Regions from separate parts of the Homo sapiens genome. Here region 1 is linked to region 2. A link is a loop called in an ENCODE intact Hi-C map of the cell type or tissue named here. Cell type or tissue: dorsolateral prefrontal cortex. All regions are shown on one strand. Links, peaks and the distances in the headings refer to the core of each region. The heading gives the core; the rest is flanking DNA.

The links. Peaks named below come from ENCODE experiments on the same cell type or tissue, not always from the same donor. Only the 100,000 strongest peaks of a DNase experiment are listed, where the experiment ranks them.
Region 1: a loop joins it to region 2, with 4 times the contacts of the local background. A loop is called at or near these places in 3 of 110 quality-filtered maps.

Annotation. Positions count from the first base shown.
Region 1 is chr5:43,384,651-43,394,286 of GRCh38, forward strand. CCL28 (C-C motif chemokine ligand 28) reads right to left here. Exons shown (of 3, transcript NM_148672.3): 2 at 3,700-3,826. Among named protein-coding and RNA genes, the nearest start is that of CCL28, 23 kb to the right of the region's middle. RefSeq lists an enhancer at 2,329-2,398. In dorsolateral prefrontal cortex, for the core only: CTCF peaks have their summits at 5,245 and 5,446; a DNase peak (open chromatin) is centred at 5,281.
Region 2 is chr5:43,185,753-43,195,357 of GRCh38, forward strand. NIM1K (NIM1 serine/threonine protein kinase) reads left to right here and starts at 6,473. Exons shown (of 4, transcript NM_153361.4): 1 at 6,473-6,659. RefSeq lists a silencer at 6,314-6,453 and an enhancer at 6,789-7,498. In dorsolateral prefrontal cortex, for the core only: no CTCF peak of the experiment used is centred there; DNase peaks (open chromatin) are centred at 6,369, 7,069, 7,755 and 8,398; H3K4me3 peaks cover 4,630 bases; H3K27ac peaks cover 4,898 bases.

The sequences.
Region 1 (9,636 bases), core at 777-8,776, 200 kb after region 2:
TTTCTTAACCCTCAGGAGGATAGCTGGAGATAGTCTGATGGACGTAAAGGGGTGGCCCTGCCATAGAGATTATACCTTTAATATCCCTTAAACTTTATTTCTTTACCCATTCCTCTAAACACAACAACGCCTCACAACCACATCTGAAAAACTACTCAAGCCTTCCAGATAATTCTATTTAAAAACCTCAAATTTTCTCACAACAAAAAATGTCTGTTTGATTCAAGAATCCTCAGGCCTCTGCCCAACATAAACAACTTTTTTTTTTTTTTTTGAGACGGAGTCACCCAGGCTGGAGTGCAGTGGCGCGACCTTGGCTCACTGCAGGCTCCGCCTCCCGGGTTCACGCCATTCTCCTGCCTCAGCCTCCCGAGTAGCTGGGACTACAGGTGCCTGCCACCATGCCCGGCTAATTTTTTTGTATTTTTAGTAGAGACAAGGTTTCACCGTGTTAGCCAGGATGGTCTCGATCTTCTGACCTCGTGATCCGCCTGCCTCGGCCTCCCAAAGTGCTGGGATTACAGGCGTGAGCCACCGCGCCCGGCCATGATAAACAACCTGTTATTGTATTTATGTTCAGAAACATTCAGAAGCTCATTAATGAAGTCACTGTAGAGGAGTTTGAACAAGAAAACTGCTGTCTCAGGCATCAAAAACTACAATGACCATTTATAAGGTATAAAACATAGGACCTATTTCTAGGCAGAAAAGAAAGAAGCCTAGTAAGTTTACCGTACGTTGACTTATATTAATTAATTGTTATTAGTAATACATGCTACTTGGGAATTACATTTCCAGTGTTAGCAATGCTTTCTGCATCTTAAACACTTTCTCAAATCTTAAAGTCTTTATACCCAGTCAGGGATAAGGGACTACATTTTAGATAAGTAAAGACATGCTCCATACTAAACTAATCTGAAAACAAGAGAATCTTTATCTATTCTTGTTGAACATCAGGAAACACAACAGACAGGATCTGTAATTTATGGTTAAAAAAATACTACAGAATTAAATTTAATTTTATTTGAGATTAGGTCATAACAACTCTGTATTTTTCAGCTTTCTTAGCACAGAGAGGTCAATTTACAAATTGTGCTTGAATAAAGTAAATATTTTTAGATCCAACTGATTGGCTTCCTAGTTCCTCTTTAATTAAAATTGAGTCCTTTTTAAAATGAAGACTTATGTTTCTGATTATATTTTCCCTTATCACAGCAAAACATCATTTCTGTTCCTATGCCTTTCAGATCTCTGACACCTGCTTATCCCAAAGAAACATCCCTGAAAATCCTGTTACCAATACCTTCCCTGGATAACCTCCAGAATCTCTTATACACCCACAGAAACTTCCTCTGTTTTTTTTCTCCAAGCCTTTCTGGGAGTCCTATTGGAGCCCTTACAAGCTTCAAGCTTCAAGTCTGAGGTGATATGTGCCAATAAGGTGGAAGGAATTGAGAGGAGTTGAAAATTTGGAGTTTCTCAGAGCAACTGGAGCAGGTTCAGACAGATTTAGTGCAGCTGTGTCCACTTGACACAAATATCCAGCTGTTTCTAACTACCTAGAGCATTGTCTATCCACGCATTGTCTATGAATTTTTTACTTTCCAACTATTACCAACAATATTCTTTAAGATTAAATAAAAGACTGGTAGAATCTTGGCCAGACATGTACCAAGGAATTTTTCAAAGAAGTTGGGAACTTGGAGCACCCCTCAGAATCCTCATTGGTATGTAGCCCCTGGAGTGCCACAGATGATGCTGGTTCCCAATGACTAAACCACCTGAGCCAATGGAGCCACGTGGTGGCTTGAACTGAGGAGATGCTGAGAAAATTCTCAGGCTTCTCCCTTCTCCCACAAAGACACTCATGCTTAATACAAGTTTGAATCAAGAATTGTTTCCTCCCCTACATCTGACCCTGAGTGTGACCTTTAAACTTTATTTGATCTCAGAAACTTTGAGAATCTTATAAAACCTATGGACCCTCTAAAAATGCTCACAGGTTCATACACAAAAATTTCAGGAAGTTCACAGCCCCTAACCTGATGAAAGTCTATCAACAGACATCTTACAAACTCTTCCTCTGAACTTTTAAGAACGCTTATCTTGGAGCAGTTTTTCCTCAAAATTGAATAATGGATAAATCCCTCTGAAAGGGGGGAAAATATATTTCAAATTCCAGAGATCATCTCAAATCATTAAGATGATCTGCAGAACCCAGCTGGATAAAGAGTCCCCTTGAGACTCTAGGCAGACAGAACCCATTTTGTCACCACTGCATCCCCAGCATATAGAACAGTGCTTGGTGCATAATTGTTAATTCATAAATATTTGTTGAATTCACTGAAAGAATAAGGTTTCTGAGTGACTCAGGAGCTCAGGCATAAGCAATGGGTTTATTTATAGCCCAAAGAAAGGAGCACCAAATGACTCACTAGCATCACCTGGAGCCACAAATGGTGTTAAAACCAGCATGCCAGGGAGATGCCTGATACTCGGATGCAGTAGAGTTTGGAGAGGGTATTTTATGGTTAGTCCCACCACTGCTTTAGAATGACATTGGAGGTGTACAAGTGTTCTGAACTAAGAGACCTGGGTTCACATCCTGTTTCTGCAATTCACGAGCTGTACACAAGTGAACCGTGTAACCTGAGTCACAGCTTTCTCCTGTGTATGATTGGGAGATCATTTATGCTTTCCTCACAGCATTGTTGTCAGAATCCAGATTTACTAAATACCAATGCAGTTCAGATGTTAGAGCCTCCATAGAAATGTTAAGTACATATACAAACAAAGCTTTTAATAACTGAGCCAGGGGCAGGGGTGGGAGGCTTCACTGTGAACCAACACCACAGAATCAAAAGCAGAGATTGGATTGGCATTTCTGATTGGATTGCATATAGCACTGTGACAGGTATAGATATTTCCACGCTTCTTTTTGAACCTTTTCTTTTGTTTTTCTTTGCCTTTTTGTTGTTGTGGTGGTGGTGGTTTTTTGAGACGGGATTTAACTCTGTCACCCAGGTTGGAGTGCACTGGCATGAGCACGGCTCACTGCAGCCTCGAACTGGGCTCAACGATCCTCCCATCACAGCCTCCCAAGTAGCTGGGACTACAGGTGCATGCCACCATGCCTGGCTAGTTTTAAAGTTTTTTGTAGAGATGGGGTCTCACCATGTTGCCCAGGCTGGTCTTGAACACCTGGGCTCAAGCGATACCCCTGCCTTGGCCTCCCAAAGTGCTGGGATTACAGGCATAAACCACCACACCCAGCCTAACTTTTTGAACTTTATAATATGCTCCTGATGAATTCATAAAGTAGAAATGACAGCAACCCATATACTAAAAAAGGTTAAAAGCCATGAAATATAACAGAGTTATCTTTTGTTTGGGGTTTTGTTTTGCTTGGGAAAGTCATGAACACTTTTTGGTGACTGGGGGAATTTAGTCCTAACCACAGCACTACAGGGTGGAAGTAGATGGTGTGCTGGTATGGGGCTCAGGACATCTTTGGACAGAGAGACTATGAATTTACTCCAGGGAGCCTGGGGCCTAATGGACAGAATATTTACTCTTCCCTCCCTTGTTTGGATGATTGTTTGTATGTTGTAATCAAGCAAAGCCTTTCCAACCTATTATTCGTTGGGCAGGGAAATAATCACTGTGCAGGTTTAGACCTCCCGGCTGATGAGCACTCACATGACAGCAGCCAAGTCACAATCCCCATCAGCTCTCTGGATGCGACACATATTCACTCTTTCCAGGAGCCTTCTGGAAATATGATGTGAAACCTCCGTGCAACAGCTGGAGGCAATGGGAAGTATGGCTAAAAGAAGAAAAGAAAGAAAATGTTAAATTTTACGGTTTATAGAACACTGGCATGGTTCTCATTTTAAAGATTTCAGAGAAACAATGTTAATCCACACAAACAAGGGGCAAACATGGCTTTGTGAATACAGACTTGGGGCAGGACATGTTCCCACTTTCTGGAATTTAAGCTATATTTGTGAAAGAGAAAATGTAAATTTAGGCAAAGACACAAAACAAGTGAAAGAGATGAAAAGAGTTACAGACAAGGATTCTGGTGGTACTGCAGACTGATCAAAGATGAAAGGAGTGAGGTCAACACGGTGTTTCATGCATTTTGGAACTGGAAAAGCATCATTCGTTCAGCAAACATTTATTGATTGCCCATTCTGTGACAGGCCCTGAGCTCTGCATTCAAAGTTGAAATAAGGCATAATCTGTCCTTGTGATGCTTAATAGTCCAGTGGGAGGCAGGCCATAATAATCCCAACACAGCAAAATAAGTGTTAAAGAGTTATGTTCAAAGGGTTATGGGATTATACATGAAAGAAGCCAGATTCGAAAGGCCATACTGTATGATTCCCTTTATATGAAAGATCCAGAATGGGCAAATCCATAAAGACAGAAAGTAGATTAGTGGTTGCCAGGGGCTGGGGGGCTAAGGGATGGAGAGGGACGAGTGAAAGGAGGGGACACGGAGTGACTGTGAACAGGTACAAGATCTCTTTTTGGAGTGATGAAAATGTGCTGGAATTAGATATTGGTGATCACACAATTCTGTGAATATATTGAAGACCACTGAATTTTATACTTTAAAATGGAGAATTTTATGGTTTGTGAATACTGGTTGTTCCTACATTTATTAATGCATTTATTTCCTAAAACTGTTTCTTTCTTTAGCTATGCTGTGCTGCCTAAGTCAAACTCTTAATATCCTGAACAAGGTATTGGATTTATCACGTATCCACCCATTCATCCACCCATCTCACTATACGTGAATCACTACGCTAGACCCTGAAGGTAGAAAGATGAAGCGTTACTAGCCTCAAAGATTAGCTGTGGCCCAAGCAACTCTAATAGGAAACATACTTTCAGAAGCATGGTAGCAATTAAGAATCACAAGAAAATCTGTGTGTTTAGGAATTTGAGTTATCTGAGTGCTGATATCAATTCAAACAGTCTTAAGCCAGAAGAGTACCGGGGGCCTATATATACTTAGTAAACTGGATTGCATTTCTCAAATATTAATATAAACGTAGGATGGGCTCAGCTGGAGATCACTTGATCTAAGTCACATTAACTATAAAAAGGCAAGAAGCAGGCCAGCATTTATTACATGTTAGTAGGTGCAACTAGTGCCCTCCAGAGGAAGCAGAAAATATAAGAGGCCAGGAAACAACTTTGGAGAGAACATGGGAAGTTAGGCAATGGAGAATGTAAACTGGGTAGTTCCGAATAGGGCAACTGTAAAATTCTGTTAGATAACATCGCCCCCTAGAGGTTCCCTCCTGCAGCCTCCTGTCAGAATAGTTCCATTTTTAAAAAGCCATCAGCTACTTCCCTTTATTTCAATTATGACTCCAGAATTTCTATATAGGAGAGATTTTGGTGTGTCAATTAGGCTGAAAAAGATGATTATGTGACATTTCTTCAGCATTTACATAGTTTTGTTCAGATGATACTGAACAATGGTTGTTGGAGAGGTTGTTGGGGAGGCAAGCTGATAAGAGGTCGGGGAGGCCAAAACCTGTTTGCAAAGACCACCTTGGTCAGGTATATAATGGAAAATAACCAGCTTATGTTCCAGAATTGGAGTTCACACAAACACAAACCTGTATGATGGAGAAGGGGTTCCCCTGAAGAGAAATATGTGACTATTACTGAAAATAAGAGAAGTCTTGCAGAGTGGGCTTAATAAAGCAGCGGAGTCCAGAGGTATGAATGAGCAAGGATCTGAGGTATAATGCAAGACTTTGCCTGATCCACCCCCAACTGCCTCCCTAACCCCTCCTAGAGGTGCTCCCTTTGCTTTGGGAAGGGCAAAGCCCAACAGATCCATCTGGGAATTTCTCTGAAAAGTGATTTGTGAGATCAGCAGATGCGTTTCCCAGCTGGCCTGAGAAGCAGGCACTGAGGTCAGCTCTCTGGAGAAGTGGGCAACCACCAGTGGGTTTCAAATGGATCCAGAGCAGCTGCCCAACAGAGGAACCACAAAACTGGGAGTAAGGGTTCTGATTATGCAAGGGATCATCCCTCCTACACTATCAGGTCAACTTCCCCCAGACTCTTAGAGGGAAAGTACCCTTCTCCAGGACCCACTATTTGAGAATTGTCAAGAATATTTGGATTGAGAAATCCTGCAGCAACTTTGTAATTACTGCCAGGCAAGAAAGTGGGGACCCAGAACATCACAATTTCTACTCACCAACCAGTGAAGCCCAGAGTATAGGAGTTCCATGGGTAGCATCTGATGTGTCTATGCAGTGAATTGAAATCAGTATTTAAATCATATTTGAATCAGTTTGCTCTGGCATTTTTGAGATTGTATCAACTTTTGCTCCATTAAAAATAATGGTGTGCTTCTGTAGAGTGTGTGTGAAAGAAAGTAGGGGGAAAACATTTCTAACATAAGAGAAAATGTGGCAAGGGCTATGTGATAAACAGAATGGTATCTGGAACACTGAAAGGCAGAAGCGATAAATTATAGAGACTTGGGTCCATCTTTATCAAGGTGGTGGCATTTGAGCTGAAAATGTGAAAAATGGATAGAATATGAATAGGGCAGTAAATATAGAGGAGACAGTGGGTGTAAAGATACAAATGTGGAAAAAGGCAGATTCATGCAAATTTGGTTGGAATATAGAATTTATGAATGTAAGTTGTAGGAGGATGACATGAAAAGTATTTTGAGGCCAGACAGCTTTATATTTTATACCAATAACACGAGTTCAGTAACCTCTTTCTATGGAAACTTTAAAAATCAAGACATGACAATTCACCTAAACTAATACTTCTGTGGAAATGTAGATGTGAATAAATAAATGATGACTTAACTACTATTCCCCTTTCCTTGTGAAACATTTCAACACAGAGGAACTACCAAGAATAATAAAAACACCTATATACTCATCACCCAAATGTTATTAATGTTAAGTCTTTTCCATATTTGCCTTCAGTCTTATTTTTAAGTAACTGTTTCCAGTACTTTACTGTTACAAGCAAGGCTACAACAAACATCCTAATGATAACAGACATTGTTTGAGTTCTTACTGTGTGCCAGGCACTAGTGTAACTGCCATGTGTGAATTAATTTAAATAATCTACACAGCAACTATATGCAGAAGAAAGTATATTAATCACCATTTTATAAATGGGTAATAATATGCAGAAAAACTACATAACTTCCCCGAGATCAAAGGGCCAAGAAATAAATAGTGGGGCTGGAATTTGAATACATACATTCTGGCACTTTTTAGGCCTTTTGGTTATACTTTATTTGCTTTTCTAGATGTCTCCTTGGGGCTTGTGTGAGAATTTCTCTACAGCAGTGGTTCTCAAACTTTAATGTGTATCAAAATCAAATACCTCTCTTACCTCAGGTTTCTGATTCAGTAAATCTGAGGGGAGGCTTGAACATTTGCATATCTTATTATTTATTTATTTATTTATTTATTTTTCAGATGGAATCTTACTCTGTCACCAAGGCTGGAGTGCAGTGGCGCGATCTCGGCTCATTGCAACCTCCGTCTCCGGGGTTCAAGAGATTCTCCTGCCTCAGCTGCCCATGTAGCTGGAATTAAAGGTGTGTGCCAACACGCCTGTTTAATTTTTGTATTTTTAGTAGAGACGGGGTTTCACCATGTTGACCAGGCTGGTCTTGAACTCCTGACCTCAAGTGATCTGCCTGCCTCGCCCTTCCAAAGTGCTGAGATTACAGGTGTGAGCCACCATGCTGGGCCAATATTTGCATATCTAATAACTTCCCTGGTGATGTTGATACTGCTAGTCCTGGAACACATTTGGAGAACCACCGTTCTTGAAAAACAGATTTACACATGGAATTGCTAGGTTGTAGGATATATGCATCTTTAACTATATTTCATACCAGCAAATTGCTCTACAAAGTGATTATACCAATTTACACTCATACCTGCAGTTGATGAGAGTTCCATTTCTGCACATCCTCAACAACTTTTCATAATGTCGTTTTAAAATGTTGCCAATCTGATGGGGTTGAAATTGTACCTTAATGTGGCTTCATTTGTGTTCCCCTACTGGTAAGTTATTAATCATTCACATTTTCTCTTTGAATTGCCAAATCTTATTTTTGCCAGCTATTTTTTTACCTTGATTTTTAAAAAATTATTTATAAGAACTCATAAAATATTTGGGATACTTATCTCTTCTCAGTAATTAGAAAATATTTTCTCCCCCTTGGTAAGTGTATCTTTTAACTTTGAAGTATTTCCTTACAGTTTGCCATTTATGTCTTATTTAGCAAATCCTCCCATAGTCAGATATCATAAAAATAACATAATAATAATTTTGTTTTAAAAAGCAAAGCTTTTTTACCCCTGTAATTTATTTTTTATAGATTGTGAGTCAGAAAAAAAGTTTTTGCATGAGAATACCTATTGTCTCAGAACTATAGTGGTAAATGAAATTTTTTTCTCCATTTACAAAGGGCAAAGAAACCACTTCCCCCTTTATTCCATACTTTTTAAAATGTATGTATTTTTTACTTAAAAAGTCTTTTCAAAAGATGGGGGTCCTGCCATGTTGCCCAGGCTGGTCTCCAAGTCCTGGACTCAAGGGATCCGCCCACCTTGGCCTCCCCAAATGTTGGGATTACAGGCATGAGCTACCACCACACCCATCCCTTTCTTCCGTTTTTTTTTTTCTTTTCTTTTTTTCTGAGGCAGAGTATCACTCTGTTGCCCAGGCTGGAGGGCAGTGGCACAATCTCGGCTCACTGCAACCTCCACCTCCTGGGTTCAAGCGATTCTCCTGCCTCAGCCTCCCAAGTAGCTGGGACCACAGGTGCCAGCCACCATGCCCAGCTAATTTTTGTATTTTTAGTAGAGGTGAGGTTTCACCATGTTGGCCAGGTTGGTCTTGAACTTCTGACCTCAAATGATCCACCCACCTCAGCCTCCCAAAGTGCTGGGATTACAGGCGTGAGCCACCGCGCCCGGCCTCCTTTCCTCCATTCTTAAGATGAGGTTCTTTAAAGACATAGTGTATCTTAATCTTTACTTTTGGATTGAGATAAATCTCTACAAGGATTAAGCCCACTCTTCAGTTTTTGTAATAATAGCTATATATATCCAAGGCCAAGGGCCAAATAACCTCCAGATGTATTTTTAAAAACACCTCTGGATTTAGCTCAGGGTCTCTCACAAGACGTGTAGAAACTGTCACAAGGTGTGACCCTTTTATCTTTTGAGGAGGTGAGAAGTTATTCTTTCTTCTGCTATGCTATATAAAATTCTGTTCCAATTTCATAGTCACTTTTGTGCTGCCGTACATGCTTGTAAATGTGTTAATGCTTACTCAGTAATACTTTTTTTTCTCTTCTGTATTGGTACAGAGGAATCTTTCATTGGCAGGATTGTTCTTTCCATAACAGAACCACCCCATCTCACTGATATGCAGACACTCCTTAAATCTTCAAGTTTACACATACACATAGGTCTGCTTCTGGGCTTTTTCTTCTGTCTCATGCTCTACTTATTGATCTCTGCATCAATTCCACATGTTTCAACTAAGACACTTTTTAATAAATCTCAAAACTTGATACAATAAGTCTTCCCACTCAATTTATTCTTC
Region 2 (9,605 bases), core at 1,606-9,605:
TTAATTAATTTTTTTGTTCTACTTGGGTTAGTAGCTTTATGCAAGGAAATTTGGTTATTTCTGTGGTTTACAATAACAACATAATAACCATAATTATAATTGATAGCATATACTTAGACATTAGAATTTTAGAAATCCCATACATATTGAGTATACTCAACACACTTAAAGTATCAAGAAGCCTAAAATCCAAAAAGTTAGTTTAAGGTTAAAAGGCTAAGGCCGGGTGTGGTGGCTCACACTTGTAATCCCAGCACTTTGGGAGGCCAAGGAGGGCGGATCACCTGAGGTCGGGAGTTCCAGACCAGCCCGATCAACATGGAGAAACCCCGTCTCTACTAAAAATACAAAATTAGCTGGTCATGGTGACGTATGTCTGTAATCTCAGCTAGTCGGGAGGCTGAGGCAGGAGAATCGCTTGAACCTGCGAGGCGGAGGTTGCAGTGAGCCGAGATGGCGCCATGACACTCCAGCCTGGGCAAGAGCGAAACTCCATCCCCACCCCCCACCAAAAAAAAAAAAAAAAAAGTTAAAAGGCTAGCGTGCTCCATTAATTGCTGTGGGCCCGACAAAGGTAGCTTAGGAATTCCAGATAAATGGAACAAATGGTGGCTTGCTAGAAATGCATAGGAAACAAAATAACTATCCATAGAACCAAATTAGATCCTTATCTATATTTTTTTAAAAAGTTGCCAAACTGCTGATGCATTTCTCTACAATACTTCTTACTTTACTTTTATTAAGACTAAGAGCTTTAACTGTGAAAATGTTAATTAGCCAAATGTCTCCAATTCTCTATTAGGTTTTAAAGAATATTTTATTATACAAACTTTTCCCATAGTTTTCTCCCCTACTTAATGATTCCTTACTACATCGTTCCATAAATAACCTTTCCACATCTGTAATTTGAACTAACTTTTTGTTTTTTGTTTTTTGTTTTTGAGACGGAGTCTGGATCTGTTGCCCAGGCTGGAGAGCGGTGGCGCGATTTCGGCTCACTGCAAGCTCCGCCTGCCGGGTTCACGCCATTCTCCTGCCTCAGCCTCCCGACTAGCAGGGACTACAGGCGCCCACCACCAGGCCTGGCTACTTTTTTTAAATTTTTTTTGTAGAGACGGGGTTTCACCGTGTTAGCCAGGATGGTCTCCATCTCCTGATCTCGCGATCCGCCCGCCTCGGCCTCCCAAAGTGCTGGGATTACAGGCATGAGCCACCCCGCCCGGCCTGAACTAATTTTTGGATAACTTCTGAATTAGACAAAATTATTCTTTTTCTCACTAATAACATAACCCTTTCTGGCACATTTTGTAAACAGAATTATATGTTAAGGAGAATTCTTATCCTTGGTAACTTAAAACTTTTGTGAGACCCTAAAAAGCAAGAAATCCTCAACTATCAGATACGGGCATTTATACATAAGAACAATTCCACAATTTTAGAAACACATTTCCCCATATCACAACCCTTTCTTTTTTTTTTTTTTTTTTTTTCTGAGATAGAGTCTCGCTCTGTCGCCCAGGCTGGAGTGCAGTGGGCAATCTCGGCTCACTGCAAGCTCCACCTGCAAGGTTCATGCCATTCTCCTGCCTCAGCCTCCGGAGTAGCTGGGACTACAGGCGCCCGCCACCACGTCCGGCTATTTTTTTTTTTTTTTTTGTATTTTTAGTAGAGACGGGGTTTCACTATGTTAGTGAGGATGATCTTGATCTCCTGACCTCGTGATCCGCCCGCCTTGGCCTCCCATAGTGCTGGGATTACAGGCATGAGCCACCGCGCCCGGCCACAACCCTTTCATAATTGGAAATGACCCAGATATTAAATGAGCGTCAGAAATAACTCTAAAATTTTAATTTACACAAAAAGTTTACCTAAAATATTTATTCCATTCACTATACTCAATTCTTTCACTTTTTGTTTGTGTGTTTGTTTGTTTTTTTGAGACGGAGTCTCACTCTGTCACCAGGCTGGAGTGCAGTGGTGCGATCTCGGCTCACTGCAACCTCCGCCTCCCAGGTTCAAGCTATTTTCCTGTCTCAGCCTCCCGAGTAGCTGGGACTACAGGCACACGCCACCATGCCCAGCTAATTTTTGTATTTTTAGTGGAGACGGGATTTCACCATGTTGGCCAGGATGGTCCCAATCTCTTGACCTCGTGATCTGCCCGCGAGTAGCTGGGACTACAGGCACATGCCACCATGCCCAGCTAATTTTTGTATTTTTAGTGGAGACGGGATTTCACCATGTTGGCCAGGATGGTCCCAATCTCTTGACCTCGTGATCTGCCCGCTTCGGTCTCCCAAAGTGCTGGGATTACAGGTGTAAACCACCACCGTGCCTGGCCAATTCTTTCACTTTTAACAAGGGAGCCAGGAGACATCAATTAACATGTAAAATGAACATTGGTTAGGTCAGAAAGGCCAGGGATGCAGCTTGGGGCTTCCAGGTCACAGGTAGGTGTGAAAGGAATGGTTGCATTCTTTTGAGTTTCTGATTAGCCTTTCCAAAGAAGGCAATTAGATATGCATTTATCTCGGTGAGACTGAACAGAATATGAGGCAGGCCTTCCCCAAGCAGCTCCCAGCCCAAATCTTCTCTTCAGCCTAGTAATTTTTGGGGGGCTCAAGATATTTTCCTTTTATAAATTACTCTCATTCGTCAAAAGAAAGCACACAAACCAAGATTATTTTGTTTTGGCTGGGATTACAGTTTTATAACCTTCTATGCCAAACACTGACATCTCAAAATATCTAGCAAAGACAAACATAAAATTCAGACAAAATGTATGCTGACAGTTCCGAAGGCATTTTTATTTTTATTCCACCAATAATTTTAAAGCTAGCTTATATACACCATGGAATACTATGCAGCTATAAAAAAGAATTAGTTCATGTCCTTTGTAGGGACATGGATGAAGCTGGAAACCATCATTCTGAGCAAACTATGGCAAGGACAGAAAACCAAACACTGAATGTTCTCACTCATAGGTGGGAATTGAAGAATGAGAACACCTGGACACAGGGTGGGGAACATCACACACCCGGGCCTGTAGTGGGGTGGGGGGAGGGGGGAGGGATAGCATCAGGAGATATACCTAATGTAAATGACGAGTTAATGGGTGCAGCACACCAACATGGCACATGTATACATATGTAACAAACCTGCATGTTATGCACATGTACCCTAGCACTTAAAGTATTTAAAAAAAAAAAAGGGCTGGGCGCGGCGGCTCACGCCTGTAATCCCAGCACTTTGGGAGGCTGAGGCAGGTGGATCACGAGGTCAGGAGATGGAGACCATCCTGGCTAACACGGTGAAACCCCGTCTCCACTGAAAATACAAAAATTAGGCCGGGTTTGGTGGTTTACACCTGTAATCCCAGCACTTTGGGAGGCCGAGGTGGGCGGATCTCGAGGTCAGGAGATCAAGACCACGGTGAAACCCCGTCTCTACTAAAAATACAAAAAATTAGCCAGGCGTGGTGGCGGGCACCTGTAGTTCCAGCTACTCAGGAGGCTGAGGCAGGAGAATGGCGTGAACCCGGGAGGCGGAGCTTGCAGGGAGCCGAGATCGCGCCACTGCACTCCAGCCTGGGCAACTGAGCAAGACTCCGTCTCAAAAACAAAACAAAACAAAAACAAAAACAAACGAACAAAGTAGCTGGGCGTGGTGGCATGCACCTGTAGTCCTAGCTATTCGGGAGGCTGAGATAGGAGAATATCTTGAACCTGGGAGGCAGAGGTTACAGTAAGCCGAGATCACGCCACTGCACTCCAGCCAGGGCGACAGAGTGAGACTCTACGTCAAAAAATATATATATATAAATAAATAAAATAAAGAAAAATAAAAACAGGGTCACCATTGCTAGTTTTAATTCTTTCAGTTTAATTTTTTTTTTTTTTTTTTTTTTTTTTTTTTTTTGGAGACAGAGTCTCGCTCTGCCTCCCAGGCTGGAGTGCAGTGGCGCGATCTCGGCTCACTGCAAGCTCCGCCTCCCGGGTTCACGCCATTCTCCTGCCTCAGCCTCCCGAGTTGCTGGACTACAGGCACCTGCCACCACGCCCGGCTAATTTTTTTTGTATTTTTAGTAGAGACGGGGTTTCACCGTGTTAGCCCGGATGGTCTCCATCTCCTGACCTCGTGATCCACCCGCCTCGGCCTCCCAAAGTGCTGGGATTACAGGCGTGAGCCACCGTGCCCGGCCTTTCAGTTTAATTTTTATTGGATTTAACGGAAATAAGAAGGAAAGCAGAAAAAATTGCTAAACCTCAGAAAAAGGTTTTTTACAAGAAATATTAGTTCTTACAAGTTTCCTATAAAGTTAAGAAAAAAGGGATTTTAATAATACTAGTTGTTGTAAATAAGTGATTCAATTTTAAGCTATCAATTCACCCCTGCTGTGAAAGATACTGAAATCGGCACTCTCAAACCTCTTGATTTAATTATATTTGCATTATCATAAAGTCAGTGTGCAGGTTAGTGCAAGAGAAAATTCATGAACAGAAGGTAGATCTGAAGAAATTACCTAGAATGTAGCACAAAATGTTAAAAATCTAGAGAATCTGAGAAAAGACATGAAATAGAATGAGAAGGTCTGACACACATAGTATAAAATAGAGATTCCTGAAAGAAAGATAAAAGTTGGGAAGGGTTCTGTTATGGACTAAATTTTTGTATCTCCCAATTCATATATTGAAATCTTAACTCCCAATGTGATGGTATTAGCCTAAAGTGTTCAGTAACCTTTTAAGCTACTAGAACCTATCATCACCTCTGCCTTGTGCATGCTCTTTGGGGTGTGATGGTGAGGATCTATGTCACAGAGAGCCTCTGTCAGATTGGGTGTTTGAGGCTCTTGGTTTCTAGGCAATTTCTCTATGAAATTTTATTCTGTTTATTTGAATTCAAGGGTCTTTTATATCTTTAAAAATATGTAGAGTTTCTCCCTGCATTTTATTGCATTAGAAAGAAAATAGACTGATGGCATGTACTATTTTAAAGATTACTCTTAAAAAAAAAAAACAACAAACCTCTTGTCTTTTGAGGAGGGGATGTCTCTTTAAAAACAAATTTTCTCGAGAGAACCCTTGTTCTACATAAATAGATGACCACTCTCAGAAGCCAAGGAAGCAGTTGTTTCAGGTTCTTTCAATTTTCTTTCCAATCTCAACCGTCAGTGCACGGAGCTGTCCAAGGTTTTTATTTCTTGCCCTTCCCGTTCCTGACCCCTTTAATCATCACACAAACAGGCAGCAGAGACAAAGTAATGAAGAACACCAACTCTGGAGTCAAACAAACTGGGTTAGAGTCCCAGAGCCAGCATTCAACAGTTGTGTGATCTCGATCAAATCCTGTAACCTCTCTGGGCTTCAGTTTCTTCATCTATCAAAACAAGGATGACAGTAACAGTACCTAACCCATAGATTATCATGAGGATTTAATCAGTTACTCTTTGTAAAAGAGTTTATTACAATGCCTGGCAAATAGCAAAAAAGGAATTTTGGGGTTCCCTAGTTTCTACCATAAAAGAATTGTAGACATGGGTTATGTTGCTACTTAACAGTTTTGCTCTTGTAAATATTGCTCTGGCAATCAATACAGGATGGAGAGCAGGAGGAAGTAGAAAGAATGCTCGCAGAACTATGACTTAGGGTGTCTAGTCCTGGCTCTGCCATTAATCAGTTGTGTGACCCTTGCTAAGTTAACTGACCCCTCTGAACTCAGTTTTTTTTTTCTCTCTCTGTAAAAGGAAGGGCTTAAACTTCAGTAAATAACCGGTATGTTTTATTTAGTATTTTGCGAATCCCATTTCCAACTCTACGTTCAATCCAGTGACGGTATTTCTAGTTTATAAACTAGAAAAATAATCTTTGGCATCTGAGGGTCACAGCCGAGAGTATCTCCCTAGCAGGAGATTAGGGAGCCAGTGACAAAGTGGCACCAGGGGAACCGATGTATGCCAGGAATCCAGACAGAGGGTGACATTAGCACTTCTTTCTGCAGAACCTAAACCCTGCCCGACTCACCCGGAGGAGCTGTCACGGTGGTTTGCTGGAAACCCCCTTTCTGTTGGGAGGATTACTGGGTCACGGTTTCCCAAGGACATGGAAACCCTTGCTGAAGCGCTGGAACCGCTCGGCACGAGGCGTACGTCGGTGGGAGCTGTGTCAGCCCGCTTTCGGCCGTGTAGCTGCTCCCATCCAGACTCTAGAAGGGGTCCTCTTTGCGTCAGGCCCAATCACCCCCCTCCCCGAGCGACTGCACTGGGTGTCCCTGCGCCGCGCGTCCCCTCCCTCTCGCCCCTCCCTCCTGGCTGCCATAGAAACCAGCTTACAAGGTCCAGGCCGGCGTCCGGGTGCACTACAGGCCCCCCGTCCCTCCTTCCCCACGCCAGCCCCTCGCTCCGGATTGGTCCTTCAGGAAACGCTGTGGGGCGTCTCGGTCCCCGCTGCGGAGCCGGCCTAGGCCGGAGGGCGGGGTTTGCCCTGGGCCGCTGCCGGTCAGGTCGGCCGCCCCTGACAGCTCCGGGAGCCTCAAGCGCGACAGCGGCGCCCTCACCTCGGGACATCCACACACCGACCGCTCCTGCTCCAGAGGCAACAACCCAGCGCGCCTAGCCTGGCGCCGTGCAGCGAAGCCCAAGAGCTGGCCTCGCCACGAAGGTAAGCGAGGGGCTGGGGGACTCGCCGCCAGCACCCCCACCCCGCCACCCTTCCTCTGCTAGGCTGCAGACCTGGGTGGCTGAGGAGGAGGCGCCTCTCCTCCCCGCGACCCAAGGAAGAAAGGAAGCCCTGCCACGGGGTGTCTGCGAAGTGGGGTCAGAAGAAGGTTAGGCGCTTTCTGGGGCGTACCCCCACACCTGCCCAGGCCGATCCGCAAGCGAGAGGAGGGGGCATTAGAGCCAGGGCGAGAGCGTGCTCGCGCGTGTGTGCCCGTGTCATGTGTGGTGCCCGTGTCATGTGCGGCGCCCATGTCTATGTGCGCGCGTGTGTGCACCCATGTCTCTGTATGGTGTGGACACTCGTGTCTGCGTGCGCGTCCACACGTGAGCCGAGGAGCGCAGCTTAGCGCCTAGCGTTGCGCACAGCGGGTGCGCTGGACCAGAGCCCTAAGGCACCAGACCAAATCTGGAGCGTTTGTTACAAGGGCAGAAGACCGGCGTGATCTCCCCACGCGCGCCGGCCGGTGCTGCTGGTGGAGAGAACTGACATCTAACGCATGTGGCCCAGGAGAACAAAACCTTCCATTGCACCCCACGCCGCGACTCTCCCCAGCGAAAGGTGCTTCTTTTGGAAGACCGCACGAAGTAAGGAAGAGCCTCTTTTCCTCTTCCTGGATATCCCTCCAGGAATATTAGAAGCTCCAGGACTCCTTGATACGACCAGGAAAAGATCGCAACCGGGTCTTTAAAATATCGATTCCAGCCAGCTTCTGCGTGCTTGACACATCTTGGCAGATGGAGAAGTCAAGGCAATAGATAACATGGGCAGCAAAGATTCTGCTATAGCACTTCTTTCCTTTCTGTTTTTTCCTTCCCTCCTTCCCTCCTTTTCCCTCTTCTCCCTCCCTCCTTTCCTCCTCCTCCTCTCCCCTTCTCTTCTCCTCCTCCCTCCCTCCCTTTCTCCCTTTCTCCTCTCTTTTCCCCTTCCCTCCCCTGTTTTCGTCCTCCTGAGTACAGTAGACAAGAGGGCTCTCTGTCTACCCCCCCTCCCCCACCCCATTCCTCATCCCGTTTCAAAATAAGAGCGAATGAATCACATTCTAAGCTCTTACCCGTGCAGTTCTGACAAGTTTGGAAATTACACAAATCGCGTTTGCAATTGAGGCCGCGGGAATCCAAAAGGGAAACAAACGAAACCAGATGAAAAAAAGTGATTCCAAGTCAAGATTTCAAATGGAAATCTAAGGTGAATATTTGTTTATGGTAATAAGATTTTTTTTAATGTTTGAAAAGTATGTATCACACTAGCTTGCATCATCAGTATTCAATGTGATTCACAGAACCGCTTCAAAAGATGGTTTCTGTTAGTGTTGCAACAGCACTTCTAATTCTGGTTGTCATGGTTACTGAAGAAGTCGCCCTGCTCTATTGAGAGGCTGTCTAGTTAGAAGCAGGAACTGTTCTCCAGAGGACCTTCTCTTGTACCCTCGTTGTCACCATGGTAATAATTGAGTTTATGAAAATGTACTTACTTTTTCCCTTAAAGTACTAAAATCCCAAGGCATGTTGTTGTTTTTTTTATTTTATTTTTTCAGAGTTTGCAGTCCATGCAACACAGCTTTCCGCTCAGACAAATGAGAGTAAACACTGCCCTCCAGCAAGTTAAATGGCCCCAAATAGTCATGCTGCCCAGCTCTCTTCCCACAGCTCACTGCACGAACAGAGGACAGAGGAGGGTGTTAGATGTTCCACGAATCCTGGCCTGAGCCCAGATCGCCCTCGCCATTTAGCATTTACATTTGGAAGCCTAATTAGCTTTCTAATTAGGAGATGGGAGAATGTAGGGGGGGATTCCTGCGAGAGGCTAGTGGGGAAAAAGCTGAATCCAACTCCCCATGGACTGGTGTTTGGTGTGCCATTGAATTTGCCTAGTAAACCCTCATGGGTTTATTTTTAGCTGGACCACTGTTAAATGGTAAGCCTGGAAAAACCTTCAGAGAAGCCTCCTTCTGTGTTAGGAAAAAATGTGGATTGGATATTTGGTTTGAGGTGTGTGCTTTTTTTCTAACTACATTTAAAATAAAGACAGGTTTATATGAAATCTGAATTCCCCAGTAATAACTACAGATAGGTTATAGAGCCCTTTATATTCTTGGTTTAACCCTAGGTTTTTAGTTGAAAAGGTTTAATTTGGGGCAAGCAGTGGTACCATTTCAAATACTTTTATCAGCAAATGTTGGTTTCTTTAAAGAACCGTAATTCATTACACATCCACGATTTCTGAGCTTCAAATTCTAACATTGATAGCATGTGATTAGACAGCTTGAAGCCCTCAGACTTACAGTTTTGTTTTATTTTCTTTTCGTTTTTAGAGACTGGGTCTCGCCATGTTGCCCAGGCATGTCTCAAACTCCTGGGCTCAAGGGATCTTCCTGCCTCAGCCTCCTGAGGAGCTGGGACTACAGGTGCATGACAGACTTATCATACATTTTTAAAAAAACAAAAGCAAAGATTTTTGTCTTAGTAGGTTAATGTTTTTGTCACATATATAGTTTCATTTTGAGAAACTTAAAAATTAAAATATAACATTAAATCCAACTTCATTCTTTGAATCTGATCACTGTATTTCTCTAGGGATTAAAGAGTTTTAATTCATTGGTTGATTTTCTTTCACTTGTTGAAAGGACAAACTGTTCATAAAATTTGTTTCATTTTGTATTTTGTCATTTCCTATTGTCATTCTAGAAAAAGGTCTCTAGAATTGAAGTTTTAATTTTCAGGAGAAGAAGAAAATATTCAAATTGCTTATGAAGATAATAGTCTACAACTTGAATTAACCACATCATAGTTCTTAAATTACTTTCTCTCAAGAACTTCAAGGTTAGCTTAGCCATTATTATACAGCATCCTGAGGAATATTAATCAGTTTTACAGATGGACAAGTTGT